Linked DNA regions of Homo sapiens: region 1 is linked to region 2. A link is a loop called in an ENCODE intact Hi-C map of the cell type or tissue named here. Cell type or tissue: PC-9. All regions are shown on one strand. Each heading gives the region's core, and the rest is flanking DNA. Links, peaks and the distances in the headings are about the cores only.

Region 1 (5,379 bases), core at 162-5,161, 620 kb after region 2:
AGACATCGGACATTGCCTCTGTCACTTTACAGAGTACAGACTGATTATAGTTCAGGACTTCTCCCTTCTCTCCAATGCAAACAACACACAGAAAAAACGAACGGACTTGCTATTAAGTAAGAAGGAGGGGCACAGATGTAGCTCCCAGAATCAAAGAAAGGGATCTGCATGAGCTTCCAGTGCTGCTGTAACAGCTACTACAAATGCAGTAGCTTGACAATATCACATTTATTTGCTTAAAGTTCTAAAGGGCAGAATTCAAAAATGAGTCTCACTGGGCTAAAGTCAAGGTGTCAGCAGGGACATTTCCTTCTGGAGGCTTCAGCGGAGAATCAGCTTCTTTATCTAGCATGGTTTCGAGAGGATGCCTGCATTCCTTGGCCCATGGCCCCTTTTCTGTCTTCAAAGTGCATTGCTCTGACCTCTACTCCGCTCCCATCATCACGTGGCATTCTCATTTCTCTCTATCTCCTCCTGCCACCTCTCATAAAGAACTCTGTGATTATGCAGATGACCCATGTGGATAGCCCAGGGTCTTCCTTTTTTTAAGACCCTATCCTAGTCCATTTGTGCTGCTGTAACAAAATGCCACAAACTAGGTAATTTATAAATAATAGAAATGTATTTCTCACAGTTTTGAAGACTGGGAAGTCCAAGATCAAGGTGCTGGCAGATTCAGTGTCTGGTAAGAACTTCCTCTTTGCTTCTAAGATGGCATCTTGCTTCTGTATTCTCACTTGGCAGATGGTGGAAGGGAAAGAGGGACGAACACTGTGTCCTCAAGTGGCAGAAGAGATGGAAAGGCACTTTTGTAAGGGCACAGACCCATTCATGAGGGGCTCTGCTCCATGACTTAATCACCTCCTAAAGACCCCATCTGTTAATGTTGCCACATTGGTGATTAAGCTTCAACATATGACTGTTGAGGGGGCACATTCAGGCCATGGCAGATCCTTAACTTAATCACATCTGTAAAGTCTGTTTTGCCATGTAAGGTCTCATAGTTATAGGTTCCAGGATTAGGATGGGGACATCTTGGTGGGCCACTGTTCAGTTAACCATAGGTTCCAAGGTCAGAGATTTCAGGGACTGGACTCAGACACAGATCTCAGAGTCCCTGTTGGCAGGGGTCCCTCTCTTTGTCCCCAGTTTGCTGTTTCTCTGTGCGCGTTCATGATTTACACAGTTCTTGTACCCATTTCAGATTCTCCTGGTCTCATCTGTCCTTGCCGCCAAGATGGATTATCTGCAGGAACTTGGACCAACTTCACGGAACCTTCCTTATGTTCTGTTCATACTGCCCAGACCTGCCCTGGCTTCCCTGTTGCTCCTGAGGCAGAAGAGGCCTTTGGACTTACTCGGCCCCACATCTGTACAGTCCAGAGATGCTGGGGGAATTAACACCACAAAAGGTTGACTTTAGATCAATGTGAGACAAGTATTTCAACTATGATTGTGTATTTGTCAGTGCCTCTTTGTAATTCTGTGAGTTTTTTCCTTCATTTATTTGATAACATACTGTATAATAATGCACATTTTAAATTCTCATGTCTTCCTGGTTAACATTTTTATTTAGTCCTAATGTCGTGGGCTTCTTTGCTGGGGATTATGGTGTCAGCATCCTTTTAGGGATCATTTTTCTGCCTACCACAACTATGATTAACTTTTTGCCAACAATTTTGAGAATATAGGTGAAGTGTGTATTTTCTTGGGAAAAATCTGGTTGCTTATTTTAATTGGTAATACAGTAACACTTCCTTTTTGTTGATTCTTGATCTGGGATGTAAACATTTCTTCTTTCAGTGTTCAAATTTTCTTGTCATTTCATGTTATGTGTTTCTGTTGTAAAGTGTATATATATTTGAATTTTGTTTTATCATCCAATATGAGAGTCTGTTTTGTGAGTTTAGTTTCTTTATATTTATTGAGCGGCCATTAGCTTTGATTACTTGATACTTCCTTAAGTTGTGATTTCTAATGGCCATGTTTCTTTTTCCACATTTTTTGTTTCCTTCTTTTTTCCTTTTACTCCCTTAATGGTTTCAGAGTCACACACATTCTCTTGTCTACTGTATTATGTTCAGTATATTTGGCTCCTCTCTCTGCAGAGCTTCTGCTTCAGGAGGATTAGACTTACTGGCTCTATTGAGCCAGCCATAGCTGACTTTCTCTGGCTGATGAAACATATGTGAAAGTGACGGTGTCACTTCCAAAGAGAAGCAACAAGAGCCAGCACGTGGCTCCCCAGGTCTCTTCTCCCTCTGCTGAGTGGCACAGAGAGGCTGCTGGGTGGCCGGCATCCTAGAGTGATGCTGACAGAGAAGACGGCCTCTGCTGACCCCCAGTGGACAGGCAGCAGAAGCGTAAAAGAAACATTTGCTAGTAGTGTAAAGCACCAAGATCTGCAGGCCATTTGTTAGCGCAGCGTGGCTTAGCTTATCCTGACTGGTATGGTAGTTCCGATAAGCAAGTAGGAGGATTTTAAATGCCTTTATTTCACAATCATCTTAGATTGCTAGTTTAGACCGCTAAACTTTTAAATATAATTCAAGTGCTCTACAATGACTTTTCTGCTTCTAATAAATGTTTGACTATATTAAAATTGTTTATCAAAAATAAATTTGAAACTGTTCAATAAAAAGAGATTGATAGTTTAGATAAGGGTAGGGTTCTAGATTTACAGTGATTTTCATTCATCCCTGAATCTCAAATACCTTTCCAATAGCTACCACTAATATTAACTGTTATGATTACTTATTGGCTGCTTCCTAAGAACCCATCACTTTGCTAAGAGCTCCACATTGTTTTCTCATTTAATCCTCACAACAACCCAATTTAGCAATTGAGGAAACTATGACTTAGTGGCAGTTAAGGAACATATATATGAGCACAGCTAGTCAATATTAATAGCAGAGCAAGAACTCAAAGTCAGGGCTGCCTGATTTCAAAATTGTGTGCCATGCTGTTGTACCAATAAGCCCCTTCCATGGTACTCCACTGAAGAACAATGTGTGCCAATGCAAAGCAAATCTAGATCACAGTTGTTATTTCTATGATCACTCATCAAATATATACTTGCCCCTGTCTCCCATTATGAGTGGAGTCTACTTCCCTGCCCTGTGGGTTTTTCCCTTGTTCCTGTGCTTACACAGAGCATGGGATGTCAGCAGTCTTGTGAGGGGAGGATTGGCACAGGGCTGTGAGGTTTAGCTTGCCCTCCAGTGCATGGCTGATCCACTGGGAGAAGAATGTGGCCAGACAGCTGTGGAGCAAAACTGAACCCAGAATAGAGCTCAGAGTCAAGTCCCCCTGAAGGTTAGGCTGAAGTTGAGCCATCCATATCCTGCCCCATCAGCCAAGCCGTGGCTCTTGTGCTCACCCATGAGCATGAGAATACAGCTTTTTGTTGTAAGCCATTGAGTTTTGCCTCCTTTACAAATGTTATTTTAATTTTTTAAGTAGCACAGTAATGATTATTCCTGTTCCCAAAATGTTTTGTCACATCCTAGATTACTTCTTTAGAAAGATGACTAAGAGAAAAATTACTGGGCCCAGTGAATGGGATTCTTGAGGCATTTAATATGCTCCTTTCATCTGAACGTTTGACACTAAGGATTTCAAGATGTCTCTGTTTTCTTTCTGAAACTTCATGTCTAAGTGATCATTATTATCCATGGCCTCAGGCTCAAGGAAGCTCTCTGATTTCTTTCCTCTGTGTCAGTCGGTGAGAGAACTAAGACCACTAAGGTCACTGGCTTTGCCTTGATGCATCCACCATGCCACTGCGGGAACCTAGGCAAGCAAACACCTCACTTCCGCCATTTACAAAATGGAGACACCCAGCCCCATAGTTTTGCGAGGATGAAGTCACATATATTGAGAACACAGCAGTGTACTAAACTAAAATAAAGAACTTAATTCAAGCAATACATACACAGGCAAAAAATCACCAGCTCTCCGAGTTGGAGTCTCTCTTCCCCTTCTGATGACGAAAGGACTAATGACCACAACCTACTGGTGCACCTGGCATATCCACACCTGACTCCCAGCAGCTGCTGTCAGGGTGGACGTGAAGGCCAAAGGCTGGGGCTGAGCAATTTAGCATGTGGTTCTTTGAGAAATCTCACAAAAGCTTCTTTTATCACTTGAGGACACATCACCATCATCACCATCAGAGATGACCATTAGTTTTCATTAATGGCATTAATATATTAATATATTTCCCCACTTGCTTTACAAAAAATATGGAAGGTAGTTACCAAAAAACATTCAGGAGAAAGAGAATTAAGTACAAGAGCTGGGTGTGTGGGCAGTAAGTAGAGGGAAAGGGGAGCTGGCAAGTTGAACAAGAAGGAAAATGAATGCCACGTGCCTGTGAACAGCTGCTGGGCTCTGTATTCAGTTTGAGCTCTCTACAAGCCAAGGCAAAATGATGGAAGTAACCAATTGTAAGATACACAGTATCCACAAGGCCCTCTCTTGACACCCATATCAGAGAGCAATTTCTCACTTAAAACATTACTTGGTGATACAGGGCACAGCCCTTTCCATATTTCAGTAGAATACACGAGTCGTTTTCTCTGCCTCCTTCTCATACTGTCGCCCCAGAGGCACAGGCCCCAAGCAAGTGCACAGTGAGGGCTGAAATGGAGAGACTGTAAATCCTCAGAGCTGCTGCCCCAAGCATCAGGGTGCTCAAGAATCACTGGGGTCTTGTTAAATGCAGATTTGATTCAGTGTGTCTGGACTGGGGCTTCCAGGCGATGCCCAACTTGTGGTCCAGGAAGCACACTTTGAGAATATTTTTCACAACTGAACCTTTCATAAAACCTGGATACAGAGTGTTTGGGGTTAATTTTCTGATGAGAGCTGGGTGCTCTCACATTCTATGCGGCAGTCAAAGGCAGGGCCACATGGTTTGAATGTGCAGGGCCAACCTAACGGTCTCTGATGATATTAACAGGCTGGACCAGGGCTGGAGCTTGCAGCTAAAGCCACTGCACTTCTCCAAGCAGAGGGGCCATGGCACTGCTCACCCCCTAGCCATTCCCTTATGCCAACACTGCAGGTGACCGGCTTTTATTCTTAGTCGATGTCCAGGATAATTTTGTTAGGTTTTGTATATTTTAATTTTTGCTTAAATTTAGCATACATGTGGATTTGATCATTTAAACTGGTGAGTGACAAGTGTGTGACAAGCCCCTAAAATAACGCCTTGGCTGGGTCTTTTAAATAATTTTTGTTCTCTTCATCCTCACAAAATAACTAATGGGTACTGCGCTTAATACCTGGGTGATGAAATAATCTGTATAAGAAACCCACATGACACAAGCCTACCTATGTAACAAACCTGTACATGTACCCCTCAACTTAAAATAA
Region 2 (5,379 bases), core at 267-5,266:
CAAAACATTTGCTTCCTTTGTAATTTAGAAGCAGAAAAATGGGACACTCCAAATTTAGCTTTTCACACTTCTCCTATTTGGATGTCTGTGAGGCCCCTTCTTCTCTTGTCCTCATTTGGACGTCCCTGAGGACCCTCTTCTCCTGTCCTCAGGTAGGAGTCTCAGTGGGACCCACAGCGGGCTGTGGAACTACAAGAGAGGGTGCACATGAGGAACGGACCCTGGAGAGAGCCCTGCACCATGAGGGTGTCTCGGGACAAGAGGCAGAGGCCGGCAGTGGTGTTACTTCTTTCTCGGCTCAGCATCCAACAAAAGACAGGTTTCTTTTTTTCTCCTTTTTTTGTTTGTTTGTTTGTTTGCAGGACTGGGTGGGGGGAAGGGTTTTTTAAACAAAGATTAACTACCTGGAGTGCTGCTTTTTTTATTTTTTGGCACATTGAAGGTTCTTATCATAAGCCCACTGAGAAGGTTACCAAGGTTGAGTTTGTCTAAAAACTCTCTGGGAAAAGCTGTCAACTAATCATGTTTTCCCCATCATGCCTTCAACCCAACTTCCCGTAGCTCAGAACTTCTTCACTTTGATTGTCAGAAAATCGGCCAAAGACATGCGCGGCAACTGCAGACCATATGTTTGATTCAGAAGATCTGAGAGATGACCTGGGACTCTGCAGTCACCGTTGTGAGCTCACACAGAGATAATTCATAATGAAGCTTGAGAAATCCTGATGGAGAGCTGCGGAGGCCACGGCTCAGCAACACCTGAGCTGCACAGACGCTGGTGCCGGGGACCTGCAGCTCAGCACAGGGGTGCAGGTGCTATGGTCAGGGTGTCAGAGAGATGGTGACCTCCAAATGACCACTTCCCATCTATGGCCCGAGTCCACGCTGGGCCAGATGCCCCTGCCCTCACCATCCGGTCCCACCAGGAAGGCTCATTAACTGCCACCTTCCCTCCTGCAAACTCCTTGTACCTTCAACTTCTCCTCCAACGACACCTGGAGCAACACTAAAACAACATAACCAGGAGTTATAGCTGGTCAGCCAGTTAAGGGATCAAATGGAATCCCACAAAATACTCGGTTAATCCAAAAGAAAGCAAAATCCAAGACCAGCTCTTAGCTCAGGGTGGCCATGTTTAAGGGTCTCCTACTCAACAGATCCAAGCTAAACCCTGCGGCCTGGCTCCCAAAGCCATCAGATGGTCTCGCCCAGCCACCCCACACCTGGGTGTTCAAAAATAAACTTTCTACTCTCATCTAACCAGTCTCCTGTGTCCCAAGAGCAGGAGTGGAAATGGGGGCAGAGAGGCCACATCCCTCAGGCCAGTGGGATGCAGTCAGGGGCAGGCTGGCCTCTCTCCCCTCTTTGCTAAATAAGCCCTTTGGGCAGGGTGGTGGTGGGGTGGTCCCTCTGCCCACTTAGCCACAGCTGCTAAGGACCCACCTGAGGCCCTGTCCAAGACCATGTGTTCACGGGCGCTTTCCACAATCCCAGCTGCTTACGGCTCTCTGCCCTGATGTCCATTCTCACGTTGGGTGCAGCCCAGCTATACCGCAGTGAAGACGGCTCTCTCCAGCTGTGGCCCATACCATCTGCAGCCCATACCATCTGCATTTGCTGATGTGTCGAAATGCACATCTAGAGTTATTTTTTCGGATGTGCATGCCACATCAGCCTAACTGTGTACTTGGAGGCACCAAGGCAGACTCCGATAAGATGAGTACCAAGGCAGACTCCGATGGGACAGATACGAAGGCAGACTCTGATCAGATGGGCACCATCTCATTTGGCAGAGCCCCAGAAGCCCTGCAGCCATGTTGAGTTGTGAGGATGATTGGAGCAATTCAAGTGTGGTTCTCAACTTCACATGGAAAGAAAAATATTCCTGAAATATTTTTCAAATCAAAATTTCAAGGCCAGGCGCGGTAGCTCCTGTCTGTAATCCCAGTACTTTGGGAGGCCGAGGTGGGCAGATCATTTGAGGTCAGGAGTTCGAGACCAACCTGGCCAACACGGCGAAACCCTGTCTCTATTAAAATTACAAAAATTAGCTGTGTGTGGTGACATGCACCTGTAATCCCAGCTACTCAGGAGGTTGAGGCAGGAGAATCTCTTGAACCCAGGAGGTAGAGGTTGCAGTGAGCTGAGATCATGCCACTGCAATCCAGCCTGGGCGACAGAGTGTAACTCTGTCTCAAAAAAAAAAAAAATAAATAAAATAAAATAAATAAAATTTCAAAGAACAAGGAAATGTGAACTATCTATCTAGCACTTAGCGTGCTGGAGAATAAATTCATTAAATCTCCTGGGCCCAAAGCCTTTTATTCCTTAGAGTAAGTTAGTTTGCTGAACAAATATTAATAAGATGAAAATAAAGAGGCTAGTTTAACTCTTGGTGGGATATGAAAATCCAGTTTAATAGACTGCCAAACTACCACTGAAAAGCCTGTGGCATGTTTGCTCCACGGTGTAAAACGTATGTTTTCTGGCTGCTGGTCAGCAATGGATAAATACTGTGGAGAAATAAATGAAGCTCCAGGAATGCATTCGTTTACCTACAAAGATATCTGAGACCGTAAAAGAAGGGCCCACCCAAGCCCTTTTTTCTTTCTGGTATTTCTTGCAAGAAAGCTGAGAAAGAAAACACACGGGGTCCACAAACCTTGATTTTGGGGGGGCAGGGCTTTAACACATCTTTGTTCTGCATGGTTTTGCTTGTAACCGTCTACATCATTTGTTTTTATAATTTGTAAAATATCAAATAAGGGAAAAAACCCCAAAAACCATAGTTTGCTGTTTTTATCATTTTAAAAAAGTCCTTGCTCCGAAGAACACAACGGACTCAAAATAAAATCTGGGCATATTTTTAAGTAGAGACCATGCAGAGAAAAACTAAAAATTAAGCTCTTGTTGAAAGGTGATGGCAAATGAACGTCTAACCTATCTCTATTTTACATAGTAGAGTAAATTTCATTTTGTGTGTCTTCCGAATGAAAAAGGATTTGTCAGCTTTCCTCAAACACAGGAAGGCTATTCAGCCCCGTGGAAAGCCACGCAGCCCCACTCGTGTCCACCAGATGGCAGTGTGTCACAGCTGCAGGGGCCGGGCCCGGACAGAAGCCGCAGGCAGCAGAGTCCACCTTAACCAAGCCCCCTTTCCTAAGCCCTAGCAGAGCCAGGTAAGGAATCAGATGTTGTGTTTCATCTTGACATAAAGCACAGCACTTCCTCCCTAAAATGATGAAGAAATGGAAGACAAGAAAGGATTCTAAACACTGTCACGGCCACTGCATGGCATGGTGTGGGGGCCTGGAGGAGGTGGGCATGGTGCAGAGAGGGGTCCAGAGGACATGGTGGCTGCAGACGGTCCAGGCTGCTCTGCCCACCCACCTTAGCCCAGGACGGGAAAGCACCGGACCCCGCAGACAGTGGCCTCCTGCACGGGAAGGGCGACAGCGCCGAACACATTGCAGCCTGTTAGCTTCATGACTCTCGTATTCTGAGTGATACTAAACATTTCAGGTCAGGGTGAAAACGTCACACTAACAGGTTTACAAAGTATGTGTGTTGTATTTTACAGCCACAGCTGAGTGTATACAGACATCATTGAAAATCTACTGGAAACAGTCACTTCTAAAACACGTCTGTGGAAGTTTAGTTTACGTCAAGTTTCCTTTCAAAAACAAATGCTTCAAGGAGCACATTAAATATTTTATTAATTCCAACTTTCTAACACTGTGTCTAAAGGAGTTTGCTATCTAGGCTCCTGTACACACGATGCCTGGTGAGGCTAAAACGCTAAGTTTTCCATGTTCCAGCTGCCTGCCATTTTCCTAAAGAAAGAATATGTGGCACCTGTTCACGTACCCAGAGAGACCCTACTCAAGGGCCCAGGTACAAAAGGAACCTGTCCTCAACACCCAGCCAGGCAACACCAGACTTGGATGGAAAAAGGGATCACCGAAGCAACATCCTTGCGAGGTCCTTCTTGAGACACAAACAAACAGCAAACACTGCTCAGAAAACACCCATTTTAAGGGTAATTTTCCTTCACATTTAAATGATAGCACAGTCCACCACTAGGGTGACGGTTTTTGGTTTTAAATCCAATAATATTTACTTTAGCCTGAATGACTTATCTTTGAACTCTGGTGTTTGTAATTCAAGACCCGTTTTTCCACCTGGTCCCTGCCCCTGCCTCTTTGTGCAACAAAAAACATGAGTCAAAATAGTGTTGTTTTTCTAGTCCAAATGGGCAGAGATCTGAGTTCATTGCTCCTGTCTTCTCTGAGTACACGAGGGAAGATATGGACCCAGGCTGCCCTTGGGACATTCCTGATGGATGTTTCAGAAACGTGATGGCTTCACCAGGTTCCCAGTGAGATTTTGGGGCCTGGATGACCCAGATCTGTTGGCTTCACTAGGTGGAGTCACTCTGCTTGGGTGTGGCCCAAGCTCTGGCCGTCAAACCTCTGGATCCCAGCTCTCTCGAGGCACCTTTGCCTCCCCTCACACCCCCGCTGCTGGGCTTCACAACGTGTGATCACCCAACAAGCATCCGTCTGCCCCTGTCTGTGCGTCCCATGAGGGCTGGGGCAAGTCTGCATTTGCTCATACAACGGCCCTGTTTCTGGAACATTCTAGGTGCTCAATAAACACTGAATGAATGAGTGAAATAACTTCCTCAAGGAGAAGATCCTGGTCGTGCTGGAGAGGAAGAAAACACAGCTCATCCACAGCATGGGAGAAGATGAGAATGAGGTGAACAGTATTCTATGCCTGTCTTGAGATGGGGCTGATGCCCTCTCTGCTTTCCCAAGGACCCTGGGAGGACCAAGTGGGTGGAGAAAACTTGAAGTCTTGTCCCTGGTGGTGGTCTCTGGACACTGAAGCATTTTCATTTTCTCGAAGTGGGACAAGCAGTCACTTCCTTCATTCTGGTTACTACTGCCCTTTAACAGCACCACCCTCCCTCCCTCCCCTCTGATGGGTGTGACACACTCACCTGTGCACCTGTATCTCCCAAACCCAGGGCGGGACTCCCTACAGAGCCTGCAGGGCTGACCCTGACTTCATATTTTTCTTGTCCTCTGTCCTCACTCATACTGGCCCTGGATACGTGTCCCTGACGAAGTCCCCGGCCTGGGAGCATTTCCCATGAGCTCTCGCTACAACAACTGTATCCCATCCCTGGCTAACCCCAGCCAAGGAGAAATAAAGTAACCATATGTTTTTTTTTTGTTTTTTTGGGGGGGTTTCTTTTTGCTTTTTAAGGGTATCATGACCCCTCTTTCCAGGGGAAGCACAAGAAGTTTATGTGCCCAGCTAGATGTCCCAAGCCAGGAATGAGAGCTGTGACATCTGAACCCGGGTTCTGAA

The links. Hi-C counts contacts between places; a loop is a spot of excess contacts. Peaks named below come from ENCODE experiments on the same cell type or tissue, not always from the same donor. Only the 100,000 strongest peaks of a DNase experiment are listed, where the experiment ranks them.
Region 1: it touches region 2 in a loop (3-fold over the local background); 3 of 110 quality-filtered maps call a loop at or near these places.

Annotation. Positions count from the first base shown.
Region 1 is chr2:237,119,359-237,124,737 of GRCh38, reverse strand. No RefSeq gene overlaps it. Among named protein-coding and RNA genes, the nearest start is that of COPS8, 36 kb to the right of the region's middle. In PC-9, for the core only: CTCF peaks have their summits at 2,151 and 2,356 (motif pointing left); a DNase peak (open chromatin) is centred at 2,207; H3K27ac peaks cover 547 bases.
Region 2 is chr2:237,742,894-237,748,272 of GRCh38, reverse strand. All of the region lies in intron 11 of LRRFIP1 (LRR binding FLII interacting protein 1), which reads right to left. Among named protein-coding and RNA genes, the nearest start is that of RBM44, 53 kb to the left of the region's middle. RefSeq lists enhancers at 3,320-3,369, 3,336-3,861. In PC-9, for the core only: CTCF peaks have their summits at 2,851, 3,054 (motif pointing right) and 3,994; a DNase peak (open chromatin) is centred at 4,252; H3K4me3 peaks cover 473 bases; H3K27ac peaks cover 1,589 bases.